6 separate regions of the Homo sapiens genome follow, and regions 2, 3, 4, 5 and 6 are each linked to region 1. Evidence: chromatin contacts called from ENCODE Hi-C or POLR2A ChIA-PET data. All regions are on one chromosome and are shown on one strand. The core of a region is the stretch at or near the end of the contact, and the rest is flanking DNA. Distances in the headings are between cores, read along the strand shown. Region 1 holds the start of GPHN (gephyrin). Region 2 holds the start of MAX (MYC associated factor X). Region 3 holds the start of VTI1B (vesicle transport through interaction with t-SNAREs 1B). Region 4 has its middle 33 kb from the start of MIR4708. Region 5 holds the start of FNTB (farnesyltransferase, CAAX box, subunit beta). Region 6 has its middle 52 kb from the start of LINC02324.

Region 1 (4,497 bases), core at 1,116-3,615:
GATTTAGGTTGTGGCTTCTTATCAGAATCTAATACCTTATGATCTGCAGTTTTCTAGAACAGCTTCATCCCGAAACCATCAACCCTCCCCATCTCCATCCATGGAAAAATTGTCTTCCACAAAACAGATCCCTGGTGCCAAAAATGTTGGGGACTGCTGCTTTAGAAAATTTAATTCATATCCACCCTTCCCACTTAAATTTTAATGAATTTAACCATCACCCCTTTTATGAATGCAGAAAGTTAGTCTCTTGTCCTCTTATTATTGATTTGTGAAATAAAGTGCCAGTTTTCTTCCATGAATAATTACAGAATATTCTAATTAAAGGAGTGCTTATTTAGTCTACCACTATACTTAAAAGGTACTTATTTAGTCTACCATCTTATTTAAAGGATGAAGGAAAAGGCCCAAATTTGTTTAGGGTCACAACCTGTTAGTGGGCAGGTTTAGACCTTACGTCTAAGATAGATGTAAGACAGACGATAAGCTCAAGATATTTTCTAATCATTTAGAGTGTGTTGCAGAGAATAGAGATAGGTTAGGAAGATAACAATATAACCAACTATTTGCTCTTCATGTTTAGTTTGAGATAACGGAAATCATTCTCTTGGACATACTTTCTTATCTTTATCTCTCATTTCAAACTAGTTAACAACCCGTTGGCCACCAGGATCTAAGGTGACAATGATAGGGAATGAGTTCATGACCTGGCTTAAATTTTTAATTACTGTCAAAAATACCAGCAATACACATACTAAAAACAAAAACAAAAGCAAAAAAGCCATTAATTTATTTTACCCACTTCAATTCCATCCATCATCTACTTTTAGGCCCCATTATTTAAAATGAAATACATAAGCACGTGAATCTTCAGAGGATGGGTAATTTCATGTTCCAACGGAACAATAAAAAACTCATAATCGGCCAGGCACGGTGGCTCACACCTGTAATCCCAGCACTTTGGGAGGCCAAGGCGGGCGGGTCACGAGGTCAAGATCTTGATCGAGACTATCCTGGCCAACATGGTGAAACCCCGTCTCTACTAATAATACAAAAATTAGCTGGGTGTCGTGGCACGCGCCTGTAGTTCCAGCTACTCGGGAGGCTGACGCAGGAGAATCGCTTGAACCTGGGAGGCAGAGGTTGCAAGTGAGCCGAGATCGCGCCACTGCACTGGAGCCTGGCGACAGAGCGAGACTCCGGATCAAAAAAAACCAAAACCAAAACCAAAAAAAAACCTATCAAAGTGACTTTGAAATTTGTGTATAAACACTGATATACATCTTTTAATACTTTGCTTTTCACTTTTATGCCTCCAGGTTACTACAGCTAAGAAGAGAAAACATATACATATGAGTGTGTGTACACACACACACACGCATATAACTTTTTAAAATTCAGAAGTTGAAAGGTCCAGAACGATAGTAAGAAACTAACGTAGAATAGCCACAGGTGATTAATAACACGTTTCATGAAAGGCACATGGAAATAAATGGCAACAAAAGCTACTTTCATGGTAATCTCACATCCCACGAATACTGAAATGAAAATCGCCGCGGCAATGGACTGTGGTTCAGGTGGAACACGTTCTCGTTCGCTAAGGAGATTGATGCTTTTCATCTAAAAGCAGCGCTCATGGCGAAGAGGCTTAAGGCCACAAAACCGTGGGACAGCAGGAGGAAGAGAAGCCAGGTATCTCCACTCCAGCTGCCCTGCCTCAGACTCCTCAGTTTCGCACGTGAGGATCGTCTTGCAGGCACTGACTGGAGATGGAATCCTAAAGCATAGGTGAAGCGGAAATCCTCCTTCAGGGAGAGCCCACTGAGGAAGCCAGCGGCTAGCACGAGGCAGGACAGGATACCTCCCTCTTCGCCCACGGCGGCCTCTCTGTCATAGTAGCCACCGTTCTGCCACTCATGCAGCTTTCTAAGACACCTCTCGGTTCCCCAGCGCTTTCAGTGGGGCGGCCGGCCATTCCCGAGGGTTGCAAGAGGAGGCCCGGGGTGCTGAGCCAGCCTCGCTGCCCCCGCGTAGAAAGCCGGCCCGCCGGCGAGAGCCAGCCTAAGGCGCGGACAACCAACGAGGTGTCAGGCTCGGCAGGGGATTGCTTCTGTCTGGGGCCCGGCCGAGGTTGCGTTCGTGCCTCGCGCGCACACGCTCCGCGTTCACTCAGCCAATCCGGTGCTACTCGCGCGCCCAGGAGCGATCCGCGGTCCTACTCAGGCTGGGCCGGCTCCTTCCCGCTCCCAATACTCAGCACCCGAGCTCTCACTCCTCCCCTCACTCTCCACGAGTTCCACGCCTAGGGGTGTAGCTCCGCCCTTGTCCCCGAGTCCGCCCCCGCAACCTCCAGAGCGTGTGCTATCCTTTCCTCTCAGTCCTGCCATCTAGCTGCCTTGGGTCTCGCGCTCCGCAGAGCGTTCCGACACTCTCCGGCCTCGTTCTGCCGCCTCCGCGCGCTCTCCCCGTGCGGCCACCGCGCCCCCCAAGCTTGCCTCCTTCTTGCCGGACTTGGGGCCGCGCGCCCTGACTCCTTCCCCTCCCGCGGACCCGCGCACTCCCGGCGCGGCCTCTCCCCCACGCAGGCCACCGTGCACTCTGTGGCCTCCCCCTCCTTCCCCGCTCTCCTCGCGCTTCTCTGGCTCCCTAGCTGTCGCGCTCTCCTCGGCGAGCGCGCTCCCGGCCCGCGCGCTCCGGGCTCCGGTTTCTCCCGGCTCCTGTCAGTGCGGTGACTGCGCTGGGAAACATGGCGACCGAGGGAATGATCCTTACTAACCACGACCATCAAATCCGTGTCGGAGTCCTTACAGGTAACCGGGGGAGGAGGTCTGGGACCTATGAGGCTGCTGTCCCTGCATTGCCTTAGGCTTTTCGCCTGTGGTGGCCCTTCTCTGCGGCCTCGGGAGGAGGGAAGGCTGAAGAAGGGAACCGCGGGGGTGCATTTTACAACCGCTGAGAACCGCCGGAGATTGGGGGTGTTCCCGCGGGTCCCCTCCCCCAGGCCCCAGGAGCCGGGGTCGACCCCGTGGGATGTTAGGCCCCAGCGCCTTCGGAAGCAAAGTCCTGGGCCCCCGGGGACCGAGGGGCCGGTGCGGAGGGCGCTGCGGGGCTCCGCGCTGTCGGTGCAGGCGGCGGGATCCCGGCTCCGCAGTCTGAAGCATGCCGCTCTCGGCTGGCCTGGGCGCATCCTCCGCTAGTGCTCTTCAGAGAGAGGGGGGAATCCCATCTCCACCCCCTTCCTCTCCTTCCCTTCCCCCCACCTGGGCGGCCCCACGCCAGTATCTGTGCTTGCCTGGACGAGACTCAGGTGTTAATCAGATGAAACTGCTCCTCCTCGGGTTGTCCCTCGCGGGCCGGGCGTCCCCTCAGCCACCCATGGGGCACCCTTCGCCTCCCTCGGGGGATGGGGGATCGGCTTGCGTCCGGACCTCGGAAAGTGTCTGCCTTCTGCCTTTCCGCGCAAAAGGCCCTCTGTCTGCCTCGTCGTTTCCTTAGCGAGGACGGGCTGCAGCCTGCTGCCGGGGATCCAGCTTTTTACTTGAGAGGGCAGGATTCCCCTACTCGGGCTCCTCTCCCCCTCCTTTCTGGGAACCCCCACCCCGGTAGAGCGTCCCGAGGCTGGTGAGGAGCGCACTTTTCCCGGGTCGCGTTTCCCTCCCTCGCGAAAGCCGTGTGTGTTCTGCATGTCTGATTCCGTTGCGCTGAATTTGGTTAATATCCGTCACTTCGGCGATCGGCAGTTGCTGCAGGGCATGACTTCCAAGATGAACAGCAAGCGGATTTGTAGGGGTTTCTGCTGTGGTTCTGTAATTGGCAAGGTTTATGTGTAATTGAGTGGCGAGACGGGGGTTAAAGAACTATATTTGGAATCTGAGGGCTTAGTTTGGAGTGAAGGAAATCCAAGACTCAGTGATGTGATTTCGGAAAAAGAAGCAGTGTGGACGGGAATCCTAGTGTTTCCCTTACTTCTTTTTTTAATTTTTTCTTTAACTGTCAAATTCTGACAGGTCGAGACGGTGCTCGAGAAGGGACTAAATTGAATAAGACTTGCTTTTATTATTAGGTAGAAAAAAAATGTCTGAGACTGCCGGCAGATATTGAGTGCAAAGCTTAATTTAGCTGCTGAATTTTATGAAAAGGTGATATCCAAAGCCTCCTTTTTTCTCTTTTAAGTAAAGGATTGCCTTTCCCTGGTATTCTTTCCGTATATCGATGGTGATTAATTGAATTTTCCTAATTAAAAGACCCTTGGATAGAGAAACTAGTCTAAACCAGTTGCAGAAAAGGGAACCCCCAAATCAGAAGGTGCGCTGTTCTCTTCTTTTGGTCCTGAAACTGTTTGGGTATGTGAAGATTCAGTTGTATTTCAGAATTCCTGGAGCTGACATTGCCAATTTTCGAATAATCTGATGGTGGGATGTCAAAGTGTATATCTTTTATCTACCCTCAACTTGCACTTTAAATTCCAGCCATTCTTTGACAATAATAGAGTAGTGA
Region 2 (4,811 bases), core at 1,072-3,571, 1.4 Mb before region 1:
AATCCCAGCACTTTGGGAGGCCGAGGCTGGCAGATCACGAGGTTAAGAGATCGAGACCAGCCTGGCCAACATGGTGAAACCCCGTCTCTACTAAAAATACAAAAATTAGCTGGGTGTGGTGGCACGCGCCTGTAGTCCCAGCTATTCGGGAGGCTGAGGCAAGAGAATCGCTTGAACCCAGGAGGCGGAGGTTGCAGTAAGCCGAGATAGCGCCATTGCACTCCAGCCTGGTGACAGAGTGAGACTCTGTCTCAAAAATAAATAAATAAAATAAAATTAAAAATAGGAAGATCTGGCAATACTGACCCTTCACTCCTACTAACAAACCACTGGAGTTCAGTAGTGCTGACTTTTTAGAAGAGGCACTGCTCTCCAGTACCCAAGCCCTCACCTCTTCCTTCTTTATTCTTTATGGCCCTCATGGGCATTTGAACTTTTTACCCCCATTCTATACATTTCTTACTGCTCCCAACTATCAAATATTAGACACTCTGATATACTTATTTCTCTTCCCCTCGCTGATTCTGATTTATTCTGTGTGTATTCTTTTTTCCCTCAAATCTATTCATGAAACATCCATATTACTGTCTCAGACTCCAAAGACATGGAATTAGTGCTTATCTAAATCCACAGAACCATCTACTGAGAACATTAATATCAAAACCCTAAGAAATTATTGATAACACTCTATGGTCTCATCCATCACCTTTCAGCAAAGCTGTCTCTGCAATGCCACTTTTCTTCAGCTATTTTTTAATTTTCTTTATACCTTTTCTTCAAATACAGAGAATCAGACCATAATAACTTTATGTGACACTTTGATGATGTAACGTTTGGCTCCTCTACATTTCCAATTTTTGCATTAGAATACCATGTTGTGCTAGATTCTACGGGTCTATAGCAGTCACATGACTTGGTTAAAGGCGATTACCGCATGTGGCTTCAGCTTCACACAATTATACAGATATGGTTTAAAACCTACTTGTTCCTAAATAAATCTTCTGACCACTTTGCCCTGAAATAATACTACCAGACCAGAATGCTGCATTTCTCATTTCCACTTACATAGTGGCATCTGGATCCCCTATCTGAAAACTACAGAACAATTCAATTCTTTGCATACAGCTCCTCTTACTCACCTAGAATCACTGAACTTATCACCTGAGAATCTAGAATAATGGGATTTGCAACCCCCCCACCCTCCAGAACCAGGCCCCACCTCACCTTAGTGGTTAACATTAGAGTTTACTACAATATTAAAAGTAATAGTACGATCTCTTTTTCTCTCTGACCCCAAAAAGGAATAGAACTGAACGGAAATAAAAATGAAATGGAGAGTAGGAGACGTACCGCAGATTGAAACCTCGGTTGCTCTTCCTGGAATAAGAGAGAAAAAAAAAAATAGAAAATATAGAAGTTATTTTTACACTTAACATTCAATAATAAGAAAGAAAATGCCGGCGGCAGAGGAAGCGGAGGGTGGGGAGTCAGCCCGACACCCCTTCCTCCCTCCCCACCCCTTGCCCCCACCCTTCCACCCTCGGCGGGATCCGGTAGCAGGGTAGAGGGGTCCCGAGCGCCGCCCCTCCTTCCGGGATCCGACCTGGGCCAGAGGGGTCCCGAGCACTGTCTCCTCCCTGCAGACCCAGCTCGGGCATCTAGGCACCCCCAACCCCTCTCCGCCCTTCCCCGGCCCCCAGGATCCGCGGGTCACGGGAGGAGAGGATCGCAGTCCGAAGGGGCAGGTCCTGAACGCCGTCCCCTTCCCCTGGATCCGGACAATGGGATCCCGGGCGCCCCCCATCCTTGTCCCCCGGATCCTGAGCCGGGGAAGGTGGGAGCGGGAGGCCGCAGCACCCTCCCGCAAGGGAGGAGGTGGGGGTCCCAGAAGCCGCGTGTCTTCCCCCAACCTCCAGTCCCAGGAGGCCGCTCCGGCCAGGAGCCGGAGGGGAGCGAACCGGGAACGCGACGGAGGCACTCCTGGCCCCGAGGGGAAGGGGAAGGAGGCGGCGGCAGCCCGGCCCCCTCCCGCCGTCGCCCCGCTAAGAGCCCCGGCCGCTGTCCCCGCCTGACAACCCGCACGGGAAGGAAGAAGCCCCAGGACTCACGTCGCTCTCCACCTCGATGTCATCGTTATCGCTCATTTCCTACGGCCCAGGGAGCGGCCACTGCAGCGGCGGCGGGGAGGGGAAGGGGTGAAGGGGAGGGGGAAGTCACCGACAACAACAAGCCGAGTCCCCCCCACACACACACTCACTCACTCACTCACTCGCTCTCTCACTCACACACACACACAACACGGGCAAGAACCACCTCCTCACTGCAGCACCGGATCAACGGCGGCACGCACGCCCGGTCGGCCCCCGCCACGTGACCAGGCTCGCAGCGCTGGGGCAGCCGAGACTTGTAGTTCTTGTCCCTCTAACAGACGGCCCGGGTAGCTCCAGAAAAACTACAAATCCCGGAAGAAACCGCATCCAGGCGACGCCAGCCCGGCTTGTTGACGGAGCCCAAGGCGCCTGCGCGTCCCGGGGAGGGGGGGGGGGGCGGGGGGGGGCGGGGAGAGCCGCGGCGCGGCGCCTCCTGGGAGTCGTAGTCCGCAGACCGCGAGTTGTCAGGAGATTTTCCTCCCGAGGCGGCAGAGGAGGCTGCTGGGAAGACAGGACACGTGGAGGGAGCTGGAACTCCTGGAGCCGGGCACCGTCTGCGCGCTGGACGCCGGGCCCAGGGGACTGGGTGGAGTCTCTGGGGGAGTAGCCGGCTGTCTAAATAATGCTGCCTCTCTTTGGTGTGACTGGTTATACTTTGTCTTCTTCATACGGAGTGGTTCCGTTTTGCGCCTAGGGGCGTAACCCGCCCGGGAGGGAATCTGGCTGCGGCGGACCAGGGGGCGCGGCTCGGGATGCCTGCGCGAACCCTCGGGGGCTGGTGGGGAGGTGTCAGTGGCAGGTGTTTCGTGGTGCTACCGGACAGGCAGAATGACCGACCTCGCCGGGCGACCGCTCCCAGCCGCGAGAATCCTGTATTCGTTTATCTGGGAGTGACCATCCTCGCTACTCAGCTACTCACGTGAGGCTCCAGCGTTCACACAACGCGAACCCTCAACCACTATGGACGTGGAAGTAAAAGCCCCTTCAGAGTTTGTTGTAGCCCAGACAGTTTAGGCAATATCCCAGCTCAGAGTACCATAATTAAGATTGCAAAAAGGATCAATATGGGAAACTTTTGCAGTTCCCTGTCCAGTTAAAATCATATTTATATACTGTGGCATGAAGTGTAATCACATGCATTCCACCGATATTTATTGAACACCTAACTTGCCACAAGGGGATGCCATAACGGATAAGACCAAAACCATCCCTGCCTTCATGCAGCTCACAGCTGTGCAAGCAAGCGTGCCGGTCCTGCCGCCATTGTAAGAGTGTGCAACAAGTCCCATGGGAAGGAAGAAAACCATAACAGACACTTTCCACCCTGAGACAAAGTACCCATACTACTCCTTTACATCTGGTCTCCAAAGTGAATGACATCTTGAGCTTTTCCCATGAGTTACTGATTCCCGGATGAATACCATATTATCCCTGACTTTTGAATGTGGAAATTTGGGGATATGTCACACACAATTCTTGTGACACACATTCCTCAACGTGAGCATGTCATCTATGCTGAAAAGACAAATGTAAATGTGGTAATTTTTCCTTTACATTTTTTCCTTTAATATCTATTGTATTTCTTTCTCTCTCTCTTTTTTTTTTTTTTTTTTTTTGAGACGGAGTCTTACTTTGTCGCCCAGGCTAGAGTGCAGTGGCGCAATCTTGGCTCACTGCAACCTCCCTCTCCCGGATTCAAGCGATTCTCCTGCCTCAGCCTCCCGAGTAGCTGGGGCAGGCGCCCGCCACCGCGCCCAGCTAATCTTTGTATTTTTAGTAGAGACAGGGTTTCACCAACTTGGCCAGGCTGGTCTCGAAACTCCTGACCTCGTGATACACCCGCCTCGGCCTCCCAAAGTGCTCACGTGCTCACGCCTATAGCGTGAGCCACCGCTCGCGGTCTAATATCTGTTGTATTTCTTATTCAGTGATCCAGTCCTACTAAGTCTGCACATCTTTGCAAGTGAACTTACCTTTTCTACATGCTTTTGTCTCATAGTGTTCCTTTCCTGCTGAGTTGGGGAGACAGATATAAGCAGACCATTATGTGATAAGAGCTGATGGGCTATTGGGGAGACAGACGGCCACTTTTGAGTGAGTTAATTAACTGGATACTAGAAGTTAAAGCTAATTGATGATTACAACAGACAGTTCTTGGGTGCCTGCTATGAACAGAGCACTCTAGGGCAACCCCGGCTACAAGTTAAAATCATCCTAGGAGCTTAAAAAAGTTCCCATCCCCAGGCCACACCCCAAACCAATTAAGCCAGAACCTCTGAAGGGGAGATCCAGACTGAAGGATTTTTTTTTCCAGACTGAAGGATTTTTTAAAGCTCTTCCAGTAATTCCAGTGTGCACCCAAGACTGAGAACCACAGCTATAGACGATGCCAGAATAAATAAGATAGTTTCCCATTGAACTGTATGCTTTTAAAGAGTGAATTTTATGGTATGTCAATAACTATATTCCAATAAAACTGTTATAAAAGAAAAATAAGATAATCTTTACCCATGTGGAATTTAAAACCTGACAGGAGTAAATTATCAACTCAAATAATTGTGATGAAGACAAATTATGTAAGTGTCAAATTGTTTGTATAGACAGTGAATGCTGTAAGAGCTCAGAGGAGGAAGAAGGAGTGCCAGGTATGAGGTGGGGTTG
Region 3 (4,440 bases), core at 1,171-3,670, 1.2 Mb after region 1:
GGGCCCAAGTGATCCTCCCACCTCAGCCTCCCCAGGAGCTGGGACTACAGGCATGCACCACCATGCCTGGCTAATTTTTTTATTTTTTGTAGAGATGAGGTTTCACCATGTTGCCCAGGCTGGTCTCAAAATCGTTCAACACAGCAATACTCCTGCCTCAGCTTCCCCAAGTGCTGGGATTACAGGTGTGAGCCACCATGCCTGGCCTGCAGTCTACTTTTTTTTCTTTTCTTTTCTTTTTTTTTTTTTTTTGATACAGAGTCTTGATCTGTTGCCCAGGCTGGAGTTCAGTGGCATGATCTCGGCTCACTGCAACCTCCGCCTCCTGGGTTCAAGCAATTCTGCCTCAGCCTCCTGAGTAGCTGGGACTACAGGCAACTGACACCATGCCCGGCTAATTTTTGTATTTTTAGTAGAGATGGGGTTTCACCATATTGGCCAGGCTGGTCTTGAACTCCTGACCTCAAGTGATCCGCCCGCCTCGGCTTCCCCAAGTGCTGGAATTACAGGTGTGAGCCACCGTACCCTGCCTGCAGTCTACTTTTCAATCACATAAATCAGATCCCACAATGCTTCTGCACAGTATCTTTTAACTGCATCCCATCATATTTAGAAAAAGGCACAAGTCTTTCACCATGGTCCACAAGGCCCTACATGATCTGGCCCTGCTTATCGCTCTCCTTTGCTCACTCCATCCCAAACACATGGAACTTCCTGCTCTTCGCTGAACACACCAAGCTCATTTCTGCTTAAAGGCATTTGCAGTGCTATTCCCTCCTTCTGACACTCACTTCTCCCTGATTTCTGGTTTACTCCCTCACTTCATTTAAGTCTCTGTTCAAACGCCATCTCCTCAGAGAGGACTTTCACAACCGCCCTATTTAAAACTGAAGTCCCAAAGAAGGCGGATCACTTGAGGTCAGGAGTTAGAGATCAGCCTGGCCAACATGGCAAAACCCTGTCTCTACTAAAAATACAAAAATAATTAGCTAGGGGTGGTGGCGCAACTGTAATCCCTATTACTCCAGAGGCTGAGGCAGGAGAATTGCTTCAATCTGGGAAGTGGAGGTTGCAGTGAGCCGAGATCGTGCCACTGCACTCCAGCCTGGGTGACAGAGTGAGACCCTGTCTCAAAAAAAAAAATGATAAATAATAAAATAAAACTGAAGTCCCATCCCCTATTCTTTTACTCTGATTTACTTTCCTGTATTCTTTAACACTGCCTCTTAATAGTTATATATTGTTTATCACCTACCCACTAGAATGGGGATGTTCGTATCTTTTTCACTGTAATTTGCAATATTCACCAGCACCTAGAACGGTGCCTCACAATTCACCAGCACCTAGCACACAGCAGCCTCACAATAAATATATATTAAATACATGAATTTCATTCTCACCAGTCATTCAATTCCTATGACCTTGAGTAATTCGTTGAGCAAACACCCAAGCTCTGACTCTTAAATAAAAGCAATAAAACAAAGTTTTGTCCTTGCCATCAAATTCTATATATCCGGAGGCCAAGAACTATAGCAGCTTTTCCTATGGATTTAGGGCCGGAAAACTCTAGCTCCTCCAGACAGAACTTGTAGCAACCTGAATCATGAAATTAAGGGGTAGTAAACAGTCTCAGCTGTAAAAACGTTCAAAACAAGACCACATCTAAATGCCACAATCAGGTTTTAAAGGCCAGCTCTCTACCCTCCAATAACTGGTATTTACCAACACCCCCAAATTATGACTCCTTTGGGTTTTTAACCCTTTTTCTGTGCTACGGATCCTCTGTCAGTCTGGTGAAAACTAGACCTGTCTTGAGACTAGTGCTTTTAAATGCATAAAACAAACAAAAACAGCTATGAAAGAAACCCACTCTACATTACAGGACCGCAGATGCAAAAGCCCCTCTGCTCTATTTGCCACAGTGAAAAAAGATGAGAAAATGTGGAAGGCCATAGAAGGATCCCAGGGAACTGAATCCCGAGGTCCAATTTACTCTCAGTGGCAGCAGGGAGACCTGGGGCTGGGACAAGCCAGCCCTAGGGGGCGTGTCTGAGGACGCGGAGGGAGGAGACGCGGGCCCGGGTCTGGGAGGAAGGTGGGAGAATCTTCCTTCCAAAGCGCGCAGGGCTGCGCTCCCCACGGCGTGGCCCACCCCCGCCTCACCGGTCCCCGCCGTCCCCAGCAGCCGCTCGGGCACCCCTTGTAGGTCTTCATGGAGGCCGCGGAAGATCTCGTGCAGCTTCTCGAAATGCTCCGAGGAGGCGGCGGAGGAGGCCATGGCGCAGGCCGCGCTGGAGCAGCGGCCACCGAGATTCGGGGCCCTGGGCCCTTTCCTAGCCCGGCGGTCAGCCGCCCAGCCCAGTGGCCATAACGGCGACCGCCGCACCACCGCCGCCCAGGACGAGGCTCTTCCGGAGCCGCGGCAGGGTCCTCTCGAGCCGGAACGCCCACCTTCTCCAGCCAGTGATTGCTGGAGCGCCGGCGCGAAAGCCTGACGAGAAGTCGGGAGACTGCGCGGCCTAGGCGACTCCTGAGGGAGCGGTGCCGCGCCGGGGCGATCGGCAGTCGCGGAACCCGAGAAGTGCCGGGTCCGGGTTGGGGAAAGGCCGCAGCGAAAGGGGCCTAGGGGACCTGCGGGACTGGCAGCGCGGCCGCCTTCCTCCCGGGCCCCGCCGGCCGGCGAGGGGCGGGCGCTGCAGTGCACGCCGGGGGATGTAGTTTGGCTCGGACGAGAGCGTCTCGTCCCGGGGTCGCGCGTTGCTCCGGGTGCCAGGTTCAGCCCGCGCGGCGACAGCGGGCTTCGGCCCGATTTGATGTATGTTTGCGTCTAGACGTCGTCCTCACTGTCATCGCGCTTTGCTTTGCCACCCTGACCCGAATTCCTCGTTTCGCGTCTTGACTGTTAGCTTTCGGCCCTGGAAAGATAGCCGGGCCAGGGGCTCTGCCTGCCGTCGGGAGGTGGAGCACTTTTCTTGGAAGGCCCAGCGGCTCCCCAAGCTTTCAGAAGTGGAACCCGGCCGGGCGAGTGGCTCGCGCCTGTAATCCCAGTACTTTGGGAGGCCGAGGTGGGAGGATTGCTTGAACCCAGTAGTTCGAGACCAGCCTGGGCACAATAGCGAGAGCTCTACCAGAAACCCAAAATAAGAACCGGGCATGGTGGCGCGCACTTTTGGCCCCAGCTACCCCCGGAGGCTGAGGTCCCACCACTGCACTCCAGCTTTGGGAGACCTTGCTCCCAAGTGGAGCGAGATCTTGTCTCCAAAAAAACAAAAAACCCAAAAACCAAAAATTCAAAAGTGGAACCCAGTTAGGATGACCTCGAAATACTCTAGCTGCTAGGCCCGAGTAATTCTCCTCGTGGAGACTAATTCTCCTCCTAGGCTGCCTCGTGCACTTGTTGACAACAGGTGTTTGTCAAGCGTAGGCATTGCGAGGGATCTGGGCATGTTGGTGAATAAAACATTTAATCTCTGCTCCAGGGGAATTTATAATCTGGTGTGGAAGGTGGGCCTGGCTTCATTAGGTCTCATCTGCCACTAAGTGTCACGTGTTAAAAATTACAAGGTCCCTTCTTGCACTCCATGGGTATAAATTCCTGTCTTCACGTCGGGCATGGTGGCTCACGCGTCATCCCAGCACTTTGGGAGGCCGAGGCGGGCGGATCACTTCAGGTCAAGAGTTCAAGACCAGCCTGGCCAACATGGTGAAACCCCCGTCTCTGCTAAAAACACAAAAATTAGCCAAGCGTGGTGGTGGGCGCCTGTAACCCCAGCTACTCGGGAGGCTGAGGCAGGAGAATCGCCTGAACCCGGGAGGCAGTGGTTGCAGTGAGCTGAGATCGTGCCACCACACTCCAGCCTGGGTGACAGAGAAGACCCTATCTCAAAAAATTAAAATAAATTATTATTTTCACCGATTTCACGGTTTGCTCAAGGTGTCTGTTCTCAAATGTTTGCTTGGGAGTTCAATTTTAAACTGCCTACAAATATTAAAAGATGTATGACTGCTCAGGAGAAAATGCTTTGCTAATTTGTATCTCCTGGGCCCTCATTTTTATTAGATCAAGTTCATTGGCTGTTGATTCAACACACTTTGGTTAAGCTCTTAATATGCACTGAGCATAGACATGACCAAGTCTGAGGATAGTCAGTATACTGTGTAAGTCCCACAGCACAATGCTGGGACTTGTCACAGTACAGAAATAAGGGGCAGGTGCAAAAAAAGGATCAATAGCCTGGGGCCGGGTGCTGCGGCTCACACCTGTACCCCAGCACTTTGGGAGGCCAAGGTGGGAGGATCGCTTGAGCCCAGAGTTTGAGGCCAGCCTGGGCAACAAAGCAAGACGCTGTCTCTAATTAAAAAGAAAGGAAAAAAAAATGGCCCGGGATGATCAAGAAATGTGGAAAAAGTGTCTGTGAAGAGTGTCAAAAAAGGTTAAGT
Region 4 (4,525 bases), core at 1,093-3,592, 1.2 Mb before region 1:
GGACAGATCACCTGAGGTCGGGAGTTCAAGACCAGCCTGACTAACATGGAGAAAACCTGTCTCTATTAAAAATACAAAAATTAGCCAGGCATGGTTGCACATGCCTGTAATCCCAGCTACTCGGGAGGCTGAGGCAGGAGAATCACTTGAACCCAGGAGGCAGAGGTTGCCGTGAGCTGAGATCGCGCCATTGCACTCTAGCCTGGGCAACAAGAGCGAAACTCTGTCTCAAAAAAAAAAAAATACAATTGGTAATTTTAAAGCTTTAGCAGAGTTCTTGGATATGTGGAGGGAGAGCAAAGTTTGCAGCAGGAACTGGAGAGAGATGAATTGGTTGCGTTATGTTATGCCGTTATTATCCCTTAGGAAGGATCTGTGTTTCCTCTAGAAGGTGAGGGCAGAGGAGGAAGAGAAAGGAAAGAAAAGGAAGACAAAGTGGCTCGAGAACATATCGGGAGACTGGATCCGGAACAGGGAAAAATGCCAAGGGACAGACAGACTGAGAGAATACATAATATGTATGTAGAGAGAGCTTATATCTATAGAGTGCCATATATGTGTGTGTGTGTGTGTGTGTGTGTGTGTGTGTGTGTGTGTGTGTGTGTGTGTATAAATTTAGTGTAGAGAAAGGATCTCGCTTTGTTGCCCAGACTGGTCCAAAACGCTTAACTTCAAGTGATCCACCCACCTCAGCTACCAAAGTGCTGGGATTACAGGTGTGAGCCACCACACCCAGCTAACAATATTGATTTTTTAGTATGCCTAGCAGGATATAAATCCCTCCATGCCAAGCTTGTCTAAACCGCGGCCTACGGACTGCATGTGGCCCAGGACGGCTTTGGATGTGGCCCAACACAAATTTGTATACTCTCTTAAAACATTATGAGATTTATGCACGGACCATTTTTTTTTTTTTTTTTTTTTAGTTCATCAGCTATCGTTAGTGTTAGTGTATTTTATGTGTGGCCCAAGACAATTCTTCTTCTTCCAATGTGGCCCAGGGAAGCCAAAAGATTGGATACCTCTGCTCTATGCAAAGCCTTAGGTGACTGAGTTTTTGTTGAAATTAAGGAAAGAACTGAGCTCTACAACTGGATTGACATGGCATAGGTTAGAGGCAGCGTGTGACAGGTGATGAGCCAATATTCCAGAATTTAAATAATCCTGGGGAAGTAGGAGCTCACAGCCTGGGTGATTGTATGCATAGGACGATTGTATGCATCTTCAGAAAGTTTTCAGAAATCCCAGGGGGGTAATGGACTGCCTATACCCCTGTGACGGGTATTTGAGGACATCTTACCTAAAAATTAAGGGCCAGGAAGACTCTCCAACCTCTGTTTATACCTAAAATTACATAGTATGTATGATTTTTGAATCAAGTTGTCATTTTGCATCACATTTATAAACATTTCCAATGTCATTAGAATGTCTTCACTTTTAAAGTTTAGCGCAATGTGGGTACACCTTAATTTTAATTCTATAAAATTGACTATTCTGGCTGTTTCCAGCCTTGTTTTATGTTTTGTGTTTTTTTGCAATTATAACTACCGCTATGATAAACATCTGCGCAATACATTTTTACTAGGCAGCAGCTTAACCATGCCAACGTAATCCAGACTGACCAGGATTCTCAAATTTAGTCTCCATCGAGAGACCAAATATGCAAATGGACAATGGCCAGACCATATATGAAAACTGAACTCTGATCCACAGCCTCTGTAGCGACCAGCCCAGGAAGCCAAACCACAGCCTCTATAGCAATCAGCCCCCAGTCAGGACTTGGTCAATCATTGCCAGGTTCCCTAAATTTTGGCCCTCCTTCCAACTCAGGACCAACCAGAGAAAGCCAGATATGCTCTCTACACCAATTCTATAGGGCACCCTGCTTCTCAGTAGCCTGCCTCCAGCTCTTTCATGCCAACAACCTCCTATCAGAGCACACCTGAAGCCCTCCCCTTTTTTTCTCACTCTAAAGCTTGCCTACTCCCCCGCCTGACTTTGACTATCTGCTAAAACCAAGTGCTAGTGGCTGACTCCCTCGCTATAGAGAGCTCTCCATAAATCTTCTCTGCTTGTTCTCATTCGGGTTTATGTCTACACTGAGATATGCAAAGCGTATCTCAGGTCAACCTGGTAGACACTGAACCCAAAGGACTATCACAGGCCAAACACTACATAGGAGGCTTTTCTATCATGAGCCATTGGAAAATTCCTGGCCATTTCTAGAAGGACATCTAGCAGAAAAACACCACCTCCACACGCCATGCATACCTACCAGATAGAAGGCCCTGGGCCCCATGTTGGCTTTGACCACTTCATGCCTTTGCAGTACCAGAAGCAGCAGAAGCAGAAAGCCACAGAAAATAAATCAGCTGCTGAGTTCAAATTGCTGCAGTCCATCACGCTGCCGTGTCGCCAGCTCGTGGTGCCAGGCCAATTACTACCACAAGCACTGAAGTCACTTTTCAAAACATGGTCAAACAAACTCCAGCAGGGCCAGCTAGGCGTTAAAACACTCAGACACAATTGTCAAAGCAAAGATTTATGTGCCAGTAAATAAAAGTCAGGGCTCCAGTTTAGTAATCACCTGGCCGACAGCCTGAAGGTTAACCCTTTCTGGACAGACCTGACCCACTGTCAATTCAGAGAGACAAGAATAAAGAGGGCAGAAGGGGATGGGGTGGGAGGGAGCAGGGTGGGGTCCAGTCAGACTGAAACTGGGGTGATTTTCTGTGCTGTCATTCCTAGGCCACCACAACTTTGGGGGCTGTGGGTGACTGTCAACTCAGATCATCTGTGAGGCAGGTGTGACTGTTTCCTATGTCTTCTTAAGCCTCTTAAGTTCACACAGTTACCCAGAACCATCAGGAAACGGAGATAGATTTTCTCCCACTGTGTCCAGCACTGAGGTTCCCTTAAGGTTTGCAAGTTTCTTTTTAGTATTTAACTCTTTGAAGGACACATGACAAGTAGACCCACCCTTATTTGATTAGGACTCCCTCACCAGGGGTGTTAGAAGTGCCATTGCAGATGCTTACATTCTAGGCACACAAGAAAAAATCTTAAAAGCTCCTCTCTAGCCCAGCATTCTGAGAAATGATGCTGTCTAACTTTAAATAGGCTTTTAAAGTCTATTAAGCATCATTTACAAATCCCACTGGGTTTTAATCTCTGCAAACCTTCCGAGTTGGTATCACCATTATCATTATTCCCTTCTGAGGCTCAGAGAGTTTAACTGACTTGCCCATGAGCACGAAGCTAGGAAGCGACACAGCTGGGGCTCATCTGACTCCAGAATCCAGTGGTACTTTGGGGATGGGGCTGGAGGGTTAGGGGTGGGAGGCGGGTAGGAAATCCAGCTTTCACTAGAGCTGGAGGTGTTTGCCCTAAGCTTCCTGATACAAGGGGAGGGTGGTGATTTTGAGGGTTTACAAGGCTCACAGGGAGACCCATGGCTGGAAATCACCTCTGGGTTCTCTTCAAGCCCCGGAAAGGGAGTGCCCGAATGAAACAGCTCTTCTGGTATTTTAATGGAACAAAAAGCCCGAAATACAAGGAGCTGGCTGGTTGCTGGGACGGCCCCTAACTTACTCTTTAACTGTAATGAACTGGTCATTTCCTGGATGTAAAGGAAAAGTTTAAGAAAAAAGTGACAGAGAAACCCCCTCCCAGCCCCCCAGCCCCCCAGCCCAGCCAGCTGCAGCGAGGAAAACAAATGAGCTTCTATAGATGGAATCCTTTGTTTGAATAGAGGCTAATTGTGGCTCCTCTGCTTGTAACCTGGGGTCAGGTGGCTGACACCCAAACGGTTCCCTCAAGGCAGTAACTACGAGCCCCTGGAAGAATGAGCACACTGGGACTCGGGAAGGGACCACTTACAAGAAAGGTCTGAATCTGGAAGAAGCAAAGGATCAAGTCAGACGTGTGAAGAATAAGGAGCCCGTGGATCTAGAGAGAAAGAACATTTTTCTGTGAAGAGTTTCCCCTCCTTATCCTCTCTCCCTGCCACATTTAGGTAAAAAGACCCAGTGATAAATAGCACCTGCCAGCCATGGTAGGCATGACCAGAGTGGCATGCGGCCTGTGCATAGGGTGCTGGATGAGGGCAGAGGCACCCATGGAGGTGCAAGCCTGTTTCGCTGCCCCTCCTGACCCCAGCATCCCTAGCCACCAGTGTGATAAAGTGAGTGCCTCCAGAGGGCAGGAAGGCAGAGACCCTGCCCAGCCCCTTCTCCTGTCCTCTGGCCTCCTCATCTGCCTCGCGCCACTTCCTTCCACCTAGCTCTTCTCTCTTGGCCAGCCTCCCACATGCAGGTGCCAGTGAGAATAACACTTGCACTTAGATTGATTCTGTATTTTCTCTCCTTTTTTTTTTTTTTTCTTTTTTGAGACGGAGTCTCTCACTGTGTCACCCAGGCTGGAGTACAGTGGTGTGATCTCGGCTCACTGCAACCTCCGCCTCCCAGGTTCAAGCAATTCTGCCTCAGCCTCCTGAGTAGCTGGGATTGCAGGCACCCGCCACCAC
Region 5 (4,567 bases), core at 1-2,500, 1.5 Mb before region 1:
TTGTTTTTTTGTTTTGCTTTTTTTTTTTTTTTGAAACAGGGTCTCGCTCTGCCACCCAGGCTGGAGTGCAGTGGCACAATCATAGCTCACTGCAGCCTCGACTTCTTGGGCTCAAGAGATCCTCCCACCTTAGCCTGTCGAGCAGCTGGGACTACAGGCATGCGCCACCACGCCCGGCTAATTTTTTTGATATTTAATAGAGATGAGGTCTTGCTATGTTGCCCAGGATGTTCTAACTCCTCAAGTGATCCTCCTGCCTCAGCCTCCCAAAGTGCTGGGGTTACAGGCGTGAGCCACCGTGCCCAGCACATGTCTTCTAAAAGCTGCTGTTTCTTCCTTTTTCAGGAGTTCTTTCCCATACTGTTCTTCTGGATGACTCCTCGTCATCCTTCGGATCTCAAATGAAAGGTCATTTAGAGAGGCTTGGCCTGACCATACAATTCAATTAGTTTCTTACCCCTTTAGTCTCTCTCATAGACCCTGTTATTTTCCTTCATCTCATTTATCACAAGTCTTCATATATTTATTGCGTTGGATACATTCAATTCTGTCGATTTTCTTAGAATGTAAGGTTTCCAAGGGAAGGGACTTCGTTTTGTTCACTTTTGTATTCCTAGAACCTAGCACAATGCCTGACACATAGCAGGTGTTCCATAAATATCTGCGGACTGACTGTCTATTTCACTTATCCTTGTTCCTTGTACTGCATTTCAGTTCTCGCTACTGCAGTGTAACCTCCAAGAGACAGGAGAAAATCATAATACCCCCCTCCCTCCATCACTGAGTGATACTGAGACGGCGTCCTTGCACGTTTGAGCAGCTGCTGCCTTCTCCTGGGAGGCTGTCAAGTACCCCAAGGTGCACAATAATTCTTTTAGTAATTGCCTGACTGAGGCAAATCAGTAGAGCTGTCAGAAATGCTTTCAAACTTAACATTCATTGGGTTCTTGGGCACCTGAAATTGCAAACAATTGCATTACAATTAAGTGAGAATTAGCAGAATGTTACAGTTCTTTAACAATTTGCGTAACAAACCGAGGCGTCCTACGCCATCTCGCTGAAATGAAATTCGGATGTAGACACCCTTGCGCTTCAGGACTCTACGCTCTTGCAGCAGCTCCTCTGCCCAATGGGGGGCGGCAGCATCTCAGTAACTCACTCGAAAGACGGGTAGGCGGGAGGAGACATTCGCGTTCAAAATCTTTTTGCCTCTATCCGCTCGCCGTAGCGCTTTAGCCCGCTCGAGTTTCAATGCGCGTTGTTGCTTAACGAAGCAGAGTCCTACACACTGTCTGCTGCTCTCCTGATCATGGCTTCTCCGAGTTCTTTCACCTACTATTGCCCTCCATCTTCCTCCCCCGTCTGGTCAGAGCCGCTGTACAGTCTGAGGCCCGAGCACGCGCGAGAGCGGTTGCAGGACGACTCGGTGGAAACAGTCACGTCCATAGAACAGGTGAGGTGGCAGGACTGGGCGAGGCGCCCGCGCGATGTGTTCTGGGAGCGCGAGTCCCGTTCGTAGGGCCGCCCGGGTGCGGAACTCACCGGGGAACTACGACTCCCACAGCGCACCGCGGTGCCTTTCCTCTGGGAAGCTCCGGGCGCCCAGGCTTGGGCTTCGTCGTGGAGCGTTTGCGCGGCCAGCTTGGGGAAGGGTCGTTTCAAGGTTGGGCTTGGAGGAGAGGGCAGTAGCCGAGTCCCCTCTGCCCTAAAGAACGAGAAGAATCGTGTTCTATGCCTGGAGGACAGAGGCAGCCCGTGCGGGTCGGACAGCCCACTCTGTTCTGCCAGTACTTCGGGAGGTTCTGGGGTGCATAGTGCACTTTTCCCAACCTGCCCTCAGCTTCTGGAGGCAGAGAGCAGGGCCAGGCTGCTGTCATGCCGTTTCACGATCTGTTTAATTTTTGACCTACAGTGCCAGGTTTGGGGGCCCGCCTCGTGGGTGGGCATTTTGGTAGTCATTCAGCCATTTGAGCACCAGCTACGTGTCGGACACAATATTAAACGATGGAAGTACAAGGAAATAAAACAGCTCCTGACCAGGAGCCTGGTTGGGGGACAGGCAGGAAAACAGTTTGGAAAGTGATCTAATAGAAAGAATGGATTTTGGACTACTAATCATTCCCTAAGGCCTAGAAGTAGGATCGAACCTATCATTTTGAAAAGTGTTTGGCGAATGAGTATATATTCATATGCCCAAAACCATAGTTTTGTTTTTCTTCTTATTCCCTAATTGGAATTGTTCCCAAGGTTGCTATGTGGAACTGTTTATCCATCTGTCCCTAGGAGAAGTGGTTAGGATAATTCTTAACACTAATAAATGAACATTCTGCTGCTTACTGAAATAAGATCTCTTAGTGAGATCAGTCTCCAGGCTTTACCTTGGAGAGACCTGTTTTGTATTTCCTACTTTAAGTTGGAAGCCTGTACTTTGGCAAAATTAGTAACAATAATTGTTTTATTGTACAGTTATGACTAAATAGAATTATAAATTTATAACAGAAACAAGGGCTTGATACGTGGTTATTCACAAAGTAGCAGAGAAAATATTTTAACTGGAGATTTAAACTTCATGGAATTTAGGGTAGCAAAGGAAATCCTCACCTCTCGAATCTAGCTAATTCTCCAGGTTGGTTTGCCTACCAGTGTGTCCCAGGGAAGGCTGACTGCAAAAGATTGTAAAGAAATTTCCCATTGATGAAAAACCTACAGGATCTTTGCAGAATTCCTAAATGATGGATTGCTGAGTTGATTCAGGTCAAGTGTTTTACTTATTATCTGACCTTAGACTATGGGATTGCCTTTTTTTTTTTTTTTTTTTTTGAGATGGGGTCTCGCCCTGTTGCCAGGCTGGGATGCACTGGCTTACTGCACCCTCCGCCTCCCGGGTTCACGCCATTCGCCTGCCTCAGCCTCCAGAGTAGCTGAGACTACAGGCGCCCACCACCACGCCTGGCTAATTTTTGTATTTTAGTAGAGACAGGTTTCACCATGTGGCCAGGCTGGTTTTGAACTCCTGACCTCCAGTGATCTGCCCTCCTCGGCCTCCTAGAGTGCTGGGATTACAGTCGTGAGCCACTGCTCCTGGTGCGAGTATCTTTCAAATCTAGACCCAACGGTATGGCAGACAGTAAAGAATCTTATATTTCTTTTTCATGTTGTTATTCCAGCACACATTATTAGAGTCTAGGATGAACAGTTTCAGGTAGTAGGATGATAATGTTGTATCTCATTTTTGTGGCCTTCCTCACTGTTTTAATAATCATGTTAGTGACCATTTATTGAGTCTCAGCACAGTGCTAAATGCTCTCCATATGTGGTATCATTCAATCCTTTCACTTTTTATGGATGAGAAGACTGAGGTTTAGAGACCTACCACATTGGTAGGTTAATGATACATTCATCAAAAGTAACAACCTTGTTAGGAGGAGTTGTTTACAGAGGATATACTAGTACTCTTTCAGTTTTAACTAAAGCTTCCATTTACTGATAGCTCAATTTTGTGCCATTGCCAGTAAAAACAAATTGATGGCTGACACCTGTAATCCCAGCACTTTGGGAGTTCGAGGCGGGAAGATCACCTGAGCCCAAGAGACCAACTTGGGCAACATAGCAAGACCCTGTCTCTACCAAAAAAAAAAAAAAAAAAAAAAGTAGCTGAGCGTGGTGGCATGCACCTGTAGTCCCAGCTACTTGGGAAGCTGAGGTGGGTGAATTGTTTTTGAGCTCAGAAGTTCACAGATGAGCCATGATCGAGCCACGGTACTCTAGCCTGGGCAACAGAGTAAAACCCTGTCTCTTAAAACAAAAAACGACTATACTGATTTTGGTACTGGCCTGGGCAACATAGCAAGACCCTGTGTCTATTTAAGATGAAAGCTTTTCAAATTAAAAAAAAAAACAAACAAAAAATAAATGCTTGTTACCTGCTTCCTATCTGATTATCAGAAGACTCGGTTTATTTGTTAAGCAATAATTTGGTAATAGGAGTTAAACCTATAAATAGTGGAAGGAGTCCTTAGCTGTGAGTCGTCTGTTCCATTCGTTGATTCTCATTCATTCAGCAAATACTTGAGCGCCTTCTACGTGCCAGGCACTGTTCTAGACACTCGGCATAAGTTGTTAAACAAAAGAGGCCAAGTTGATGCCTTTATGAAACTGTTTCTAGGCCAATGAGGCAGTCAATTAAAAGAGTTAATATCTATAGCTATCTCAATATAAAATGTTAATTAGAAACGCTGTGGAGAGTAACACCTTGGGATAGAGGGGATAGGGTGTGTCAGGAATGGGTGGGGTGGGAGCAGGGGAGGTCTTCATATAAGGTGTTAAGGGGAACCCTCTGGTGACAACACATGTGATCTGAGACCTGAAGTCTCAGATGAGGGAGGAAGCCATCATGGATCTGGTGCAAGAGTATTCTGGGCAGAGAAAGCAGCAAGCACAAAGGACCAAGGCAGCAGAATGCCAGGTGAGCAGGGGGCTTAGCAAACCAGAGAGTAGGAGATGGGTCGGATCATGTAGGGTCTCATTGGCCTTTGGAAGTACTTTAAAATACCCTGACTGAGATGGA
Region 6 (4,325 bases), core at 424-2,923, 1.3 Mb before region 1:
AATTGAAAACAGTGAAAGTATCTCTCCCATGGAATTACTTTGAGAGTTTTGATAGAAGGTATGCAAAGTGCTTAGCACAGTGCCAGGTACCTAGCAAGTATTTTTACTTTGGAATATATTATAAGATGAGATCTAGGCTAACTATCCACTGATGATTACTTTGATTTTAGAGGGTCTTGTTTTTTGAAATGATATTGTTAAGGTGAGTCTGGTCAGTAGGCAAACTGAAATGCATGTATGGACAATGACCCCCAGCTCAGCCTGAGTCCCCCAGCAGCACTCTCCCACCAACCCTGTGAGGTAGGTTTTATTATGTTTAGTTTACAGATGAGCAAACTGAGGCCCAGAAAGATCTTGGTGATTTTGTGGAGCAAGTCATTCAGGAATGACCAGAGTATTGCATTGCATCCCCTTAGTTAATGATGGGCAGGTGACCCAGTAAGAACCAAGGAGATGTGGTGAGACTGCCCAGGGTAGCTGCGAAGATGTTGAGCTCTTTTACTAATGGTCTTGGACCAGGGAGAATGTGAGGCTGGTGATGCTGAAGCTGTCTTACCTGCACAAAGGTAAGCCTCTCTGAGAATGTGGCAGAGGCAGAAATATTTGGCCTTGAATGAGTGAATCTAATAGCCATCCAAACCCTTTCTCCTATAACTGCTCTTTTTTATTTTTTAATTTATTTTTGTTTTATTTTATTTTTAAAAAATGTTTGTGGGTATATAGTAGGTGTATATATTTATGGGGTAGATAAGATGTTTTGATACAGGCATGCAATGTGAAGTGAGCACATCATGGAGCTCTAACTACACCTGAGGAGATTGCTAGTTGTTTCAAAATACCCCTCTTCTTCATCATGTGACTAACAGAACTCCTCAAGTTTTAGCTGGGCACATGGCTACCCAAGTACTACATTTCCCAGCCACCCTTACAGCTGGTTGTGATCATGTGGTTATGTTCTGACCAATAGCATATGGGCAGAAGAGAAGTGATGAATGCAACTTATGCATTGCATCCTTAAAAGAAAGCTTCTTGCCCTTCTCTTATACCTTCTCCCTTCTTGGCTAGGATATGACAACGGAGTGACTGGTCAGACTGCAAGGAAGAGGCAGAACCCTTTCACAATCTTGGGTACGGTTTGTTCTTTGACTGTTATATGAGGCAAAACCAAACCAAACAAAAAACACTGCTTCTACTGCAGGGACCAAAAAAGCTTAAAAACGTACTTTCCCAGCCTCCTCTGTGGCTAAAGTGGCCTCATGGCACTGATGTATTCAATCAACTGGAAGCAGAGGTCAGCTGGGAACTTTGGGGATTGATTTACTTTTCTGGATAAAAAAAAAAAAAATCGGAAGTTAGCTAGCCTCTTCTTTCTGCCTTGAATGTCTAGAGCTGGACCTGTCCTCCTGTGACCCTGAAGACAGTAGAGCTGAAATGAAGAAGGAGGCTGGGTTCTTGATGACATTACTGAGCTGCTGCATAGTAACGTCATCTATGCCTATTCTGGGCTGCTTGTTGAATGAGAAAAATAAACCTCTCTCTGGACTTCTTATGTGAGAAAAACAAACCACACTTTGTTGAAGCCTCTGTTAGCTGAGTTTCATGTTATTGCAGCCCAAATGCCCAAATATCAGTGAAACTTAGTGGTGTGTCAGACAGCCCAGATGTTGATGATGTCATCTGGCCTTCTGAATACAACTGTGCCTGAGACTAAACCCAAGCCCCTGGACTTTTCAGCTATTAGAGAAAGAGTAAGTTCTCTTTCTGCTTAAGCAGTTTAGGCTGGATTTTCTGTGGCCTGGATGGAAAGACCCCTGATACAACTATGAACCAATAGCAACTAGATACATTCTGTTTTCACCTCCTCTTAGTCTCTCCCCTGATTTTACGGTTAAAAAAAAAAAAAAAAAAAGTAAAATTAGAGCAAGGAAAGAAAGAAGAAAGGAATAAAGAAGGAAGGATAAGATAAGAAACAATAGAAGACTTGAACTAAATTAAAAGAGGTTAGAGGCCAGGCACGGTGGCTCATGTCTGTAATCCCAGCACTTTGGGAGGTCGAGGCAGGTGAATCACGAGGTCGGGAGATCGAGACCATCCTGGCTAACACGGTGAAACCCCGTCTCTACTAAAAAAAAAAAAACAACACACAAAGAAATTAGCCGGGCATGGTGGTGGGCGCCTGTAGTCCCAGCTGCTCGGGAGGCTGAGGCAGGAGAATGGCATGAACCTGGGAGGTGGAGCTTGCAATGGGCCGAGATCACACCACTGCACTCCAGCCTGGGCAACAGAGCGAGACTCTGTCTCAAAAAAAAAACAACAACAACAACAACAAAAAAAAAAACAAAAGGTTAGAAGCTTTTACAGTTCCTTTGTTTGGAAACCTGGGTCCTAGTGTCCCTTGCGCAGGATGCTCGTTTCTGACTTTTGTGGCCTGCCCTTGACACCATTCGAGCATATGGATTTCAGTGGGTAGTGTGACTCAGCTTCCCATTCCCAAAACTCCAGAGCCACATTGCTGGGTCCCTTCACTCTGCTTTACTCTCCTCCCAAGACAGACGTAGCATGGGCCACGTGAATTCATCCATGTCCTGAACTAATCTGGTTGTTCTACCAGGTTACTCTTAAGTTCATGGGCCATCACCCCCTTGTACTTACTGAGCTCCAGGGTTTTCATCTCTTCTGAGAATCGACCGTTTAGTCCAATCTTAGTACAGACCAGCATTAATAGGCAATTACCACAGGGAGATAATACAGAGGGAAAAATGGCTAAAAATATACAGTGAATCACAGAAAATTACATCTCTTAAAACCTACAGTGTATTCCTATTGCCATAGCAACCCTTGGCTAGTAAAGACAGAGATGATTTATCACAGGCTTTCCCCGGAGCTCGGTTCTGCCGGAAGCACCTCCAGCCTGTGGTGAGTTCCAGCGAGGAGGGCAATGCAGACATCATACAACCGGGTTTTCTCTCCTCCATCCCTTCCAGTGGCATTTCTGCGGCAAGAAGACTTGAGTTCCTTCTATATAACCCAGGTCATCTCCCGGCCCCTTTTCTGAGATGAAAGTGGCTGTCTCTAACCTCTGACAACGCGGCGTCCTGCCGACACGATGTGAATGCCAGCGGCAGCAGTGCGCTGACTTCCAGGAGGGGGCAGTGGGGCTGGGGGACATGAGGAGGCTGTAGGTGCCAGACCGTCTGAACAAATGAGGAGAGGAGAGGAGTTCTTTCTCCTCCTGTTCCTTTTCCTCCCTACTTCTCTCTCACCTTCCCACTTCCCTGACTCTCCTCTCTACCCTGCTACTTCCTCAGTAGGTCTACTGTGAAATGGACTGGACATACATCAGGACCGGGAGAAGAGAGAGGAAGTCATGTCCTCACTTAGGAAATGAGTCTGGTCTTTAGGAAGATTATAAAATGTATGTAAATAAACATCTTGTTATTTCGTTGGAACTCTAAAATTCACTGGCATAGATGCTGTGCTTTCTCATAATGTTAAAAATTAGATTCTTGAATGCTGTTTAAACATTCATAATTTGGAGAAATAGCCTGGACCAGAGTTTTGGAGAATCCACCTTCAAAAATAACCCTAGCTGGGGGGCAGTAACATGCACCTGTAGTCCCAGCTAGTCAGGAGGCTGAGGTGGGAGGATTGCTTGAACCCAAGAGTTTGAGGCTGCAGTGAGCCATGATCACCTCTGTAAATAGCCACTCTGCACTCCAGCCTGTGCTATGTAGTAAAAGATACCCTGTTTCAATAAAAAAAAAAAAAAAAAGAAGAAGAAGAAGAAGAAGCTGGAAGGAGCTCCCATTCAAATCTTGGACAATCTGAACTTTTAAAAAATAATAATAATAATCAACTGGGCACGGTGGCTCATGCCTGTAATCCCAGCATTTTGGGAGGCCAAGGCGGGTGGATCACCTGAGGTCAGGAGTTCGAGACCAGCCTGGCCAACACGGTGAAACTCCATCTCTACTAAAAATACAAAAATTAGCTGGGCATGGTGGTGAGCACCTGTTTTCCCAGCTACTCGGGAGGCTGAGGCGGGAGAATTGCTTGAACCCAGGAAGCGGAGGCTGCAGTGAGCCGAGATCACACCACTGCACTCCAGTCTGGATGACAAAAGGGAGACTTCATCTAAAATAATAATAATAATAAATTGGATAAAATGTGAAAATCTAAGTCCATATTAATATAAGCAAATAAATAAATGGAGAAAAAGAAAAAGGCTTTCCTTAGAGTAAAATTACAACTAATATAGGTATAAGAAATGATAAAATTAGAAAATGACCATTTGGTAAACCTTAGAGTCATTAATGATTCAGGCA

The links. Hi-C counts contacts between places; a loop is a spot of excess contacts on that map. ChIA-PET counts read pairs that join two places held with the same protein, here RNA polymerase II (POLR2A). Pooled maps may share reads with other maps.
Region 2: a map of CD4-positive, alpha-beta T cell shows a loop between it and region 1 (8-fold over the local background). The contact joins the promoter of MAX here to the promoter of GPHN in region 1. A Hi-C loop is called at or near these places in 4 of 168 maps with a recorded cell type or tissue (CD4-positive, alpha-beta T cell, CD4-positive, alpha-beta memory T cell, CD8-positive, alpha-beta T cell and 1 more), 2 of 37 single-sample maps with no recorded cell type and 17 of 50 pooled maps. POLR2A ChIA-PET finds 5 or more read pairs at or near these places in 2 of 52 experiments (MCF 10A and WTC11).
Region 3: a loop to region 1 is called in a pooled map, with 10 times the contacts of the local background. The contact joins the promoter of VTI1B here to the promoter of GPHN in region 1. A Hi-C loop is called at or near these places in 8 of 50 pooled maps.
Region 4: a pooled map shows a loop between it and region 1 (5-fold over the local background). The contact joins the enhancer-like site here to the promoter of GPHN in region 1. A Hi-C loop is called at or near these places in 2 of 37 single-sample maps with no recorded cell type and 3 of 50 pooled maps.
Region 5: a loop to region 1 is called in a map of naive thymus-derived CD4-positive, alpha-beta T cell, with 8 times the contacts of the local background. The contact joins the promoter of FNTB here to the promoter of GPHN in region 1. A Hi-C loop is called at or near these places in 2 of 168 maps with a recorded cell type or tissue (both naive thymus-derived CD4-positive, alpha-beta T cell) and 19 of 50 pooled maps.
Region 6: a loop to region 1 is called in a map of IMR-90, with 7 times the contacts of the local background. The contact joins the enhancer-like site here to the promoter of GPHN in region 1. A Hi-C loop is called at or near these places in 1 of 168 maps with a recorded cell type or tissue (IMR-90), 1 of 37 single-sample maps with no recorded cell type and 8 of 50 pooled maps.

What each region holds. Positions count from the first base shown.
Region 1 is chr14:66,505,782-66,510,278 of GRCh38, forward strand. GPHN (gephyrin) reads left to right here and starts at 2,366. Exons shown (of 23, transcript NM_020806.5): 1 at 2,366-2,810. The coding sequence starts at 2,747. RefSeq lists silencers at 2,411-2,600, 2,951-3,100 and enhancers at 3,191-3,350, 3,601-3,650.
Region 2 is chr14:65,100,196-65,105,006 of GRCh38, forward strand. It overlaps MAX (MYC associated factor X), which reads right to left and starts at 2,322. Exons shown (of 5, transcript NM_002382.5): 1 at 2,109-2,322; 2 at 1,351-1,377. The coding sequence starts at 2,144. RefSeq lists enhancers at 1,393-1,893, 2,587-2,736 and a silencer at 1,907-2,256.
Region 3 is chr14:67,672,212-67,676,651 of GRCh38, forward strand. VTI1B (vesicle transport through interaction with t-SNAREs 1B) reads right to left here and starts at 2,421. Exons shown (of 6, transcript NM_006370.3): 1 at 2,164-2,421. The coding sequence starts at 2,278. It also overlaps a transcript of GPHN not described here. RefSeq lists silencers at 2,096-2,205, 2,306-2,745.
Region 4 is chr14:65,300,254-65,304,778 of GRCh38, forward strand. No RefSeq gene overlaps it. Among named protein-coding and RNA genes, the nearest start is that of MIR4708, 33 kb to the right of the region's middle. RefSeq lists enhancers at 2,029-2,128, 2,149-2,218, 4,349-4,448 and a silencer at 2,699-2,798. Within about 2 kb of position 2,343, at least 10 of the 41 ENCODE cell types and tissues checked have a DNase peak (open chromatin) inside an H3K27ac peak, as active enhancers do.
Region 5 is chr14:64,985,645-64,990,211 of GRCh38, forward strand. FNTB (farnesyltransferase, CAAX box, subunit beta) reads left to right here and starts at 1,251. Exons shown (of 12, transcript NM_002028.4): 1 at 1,251-1,453. The coding sequence starts at 1,310. The region is part of intron 3 of CHURC1-FNTB (CHURC1-FNTB readthrough); the gene reads left to right. It overlaps LOC107984655 (a long non-coding RNA gene), which reads right to left and starts at 1,469. Exons shown (of 2, transcript XR_001750792.2): 1 at 1,036-1,469; 2 at 1-955.
Region 6 is chr14:65,168,001-65,172,325 of GRCh38, forward strand. No RefSeq gene overlaps it. Among named protein-coding and RNA genes, the nearest start is that of LINC02324, 52 kb to the right of the region's middle. RefSeq lists enhancers at 1,247-1,346, 2,910-2,969, 2,990-3,159. Within about 2 kb of position 1,674, at least 4 of the 41 ENCODE cell types and tissues checked have a DNase peak (open chromatin) inside an H3K27ac peak, as active enhancers do.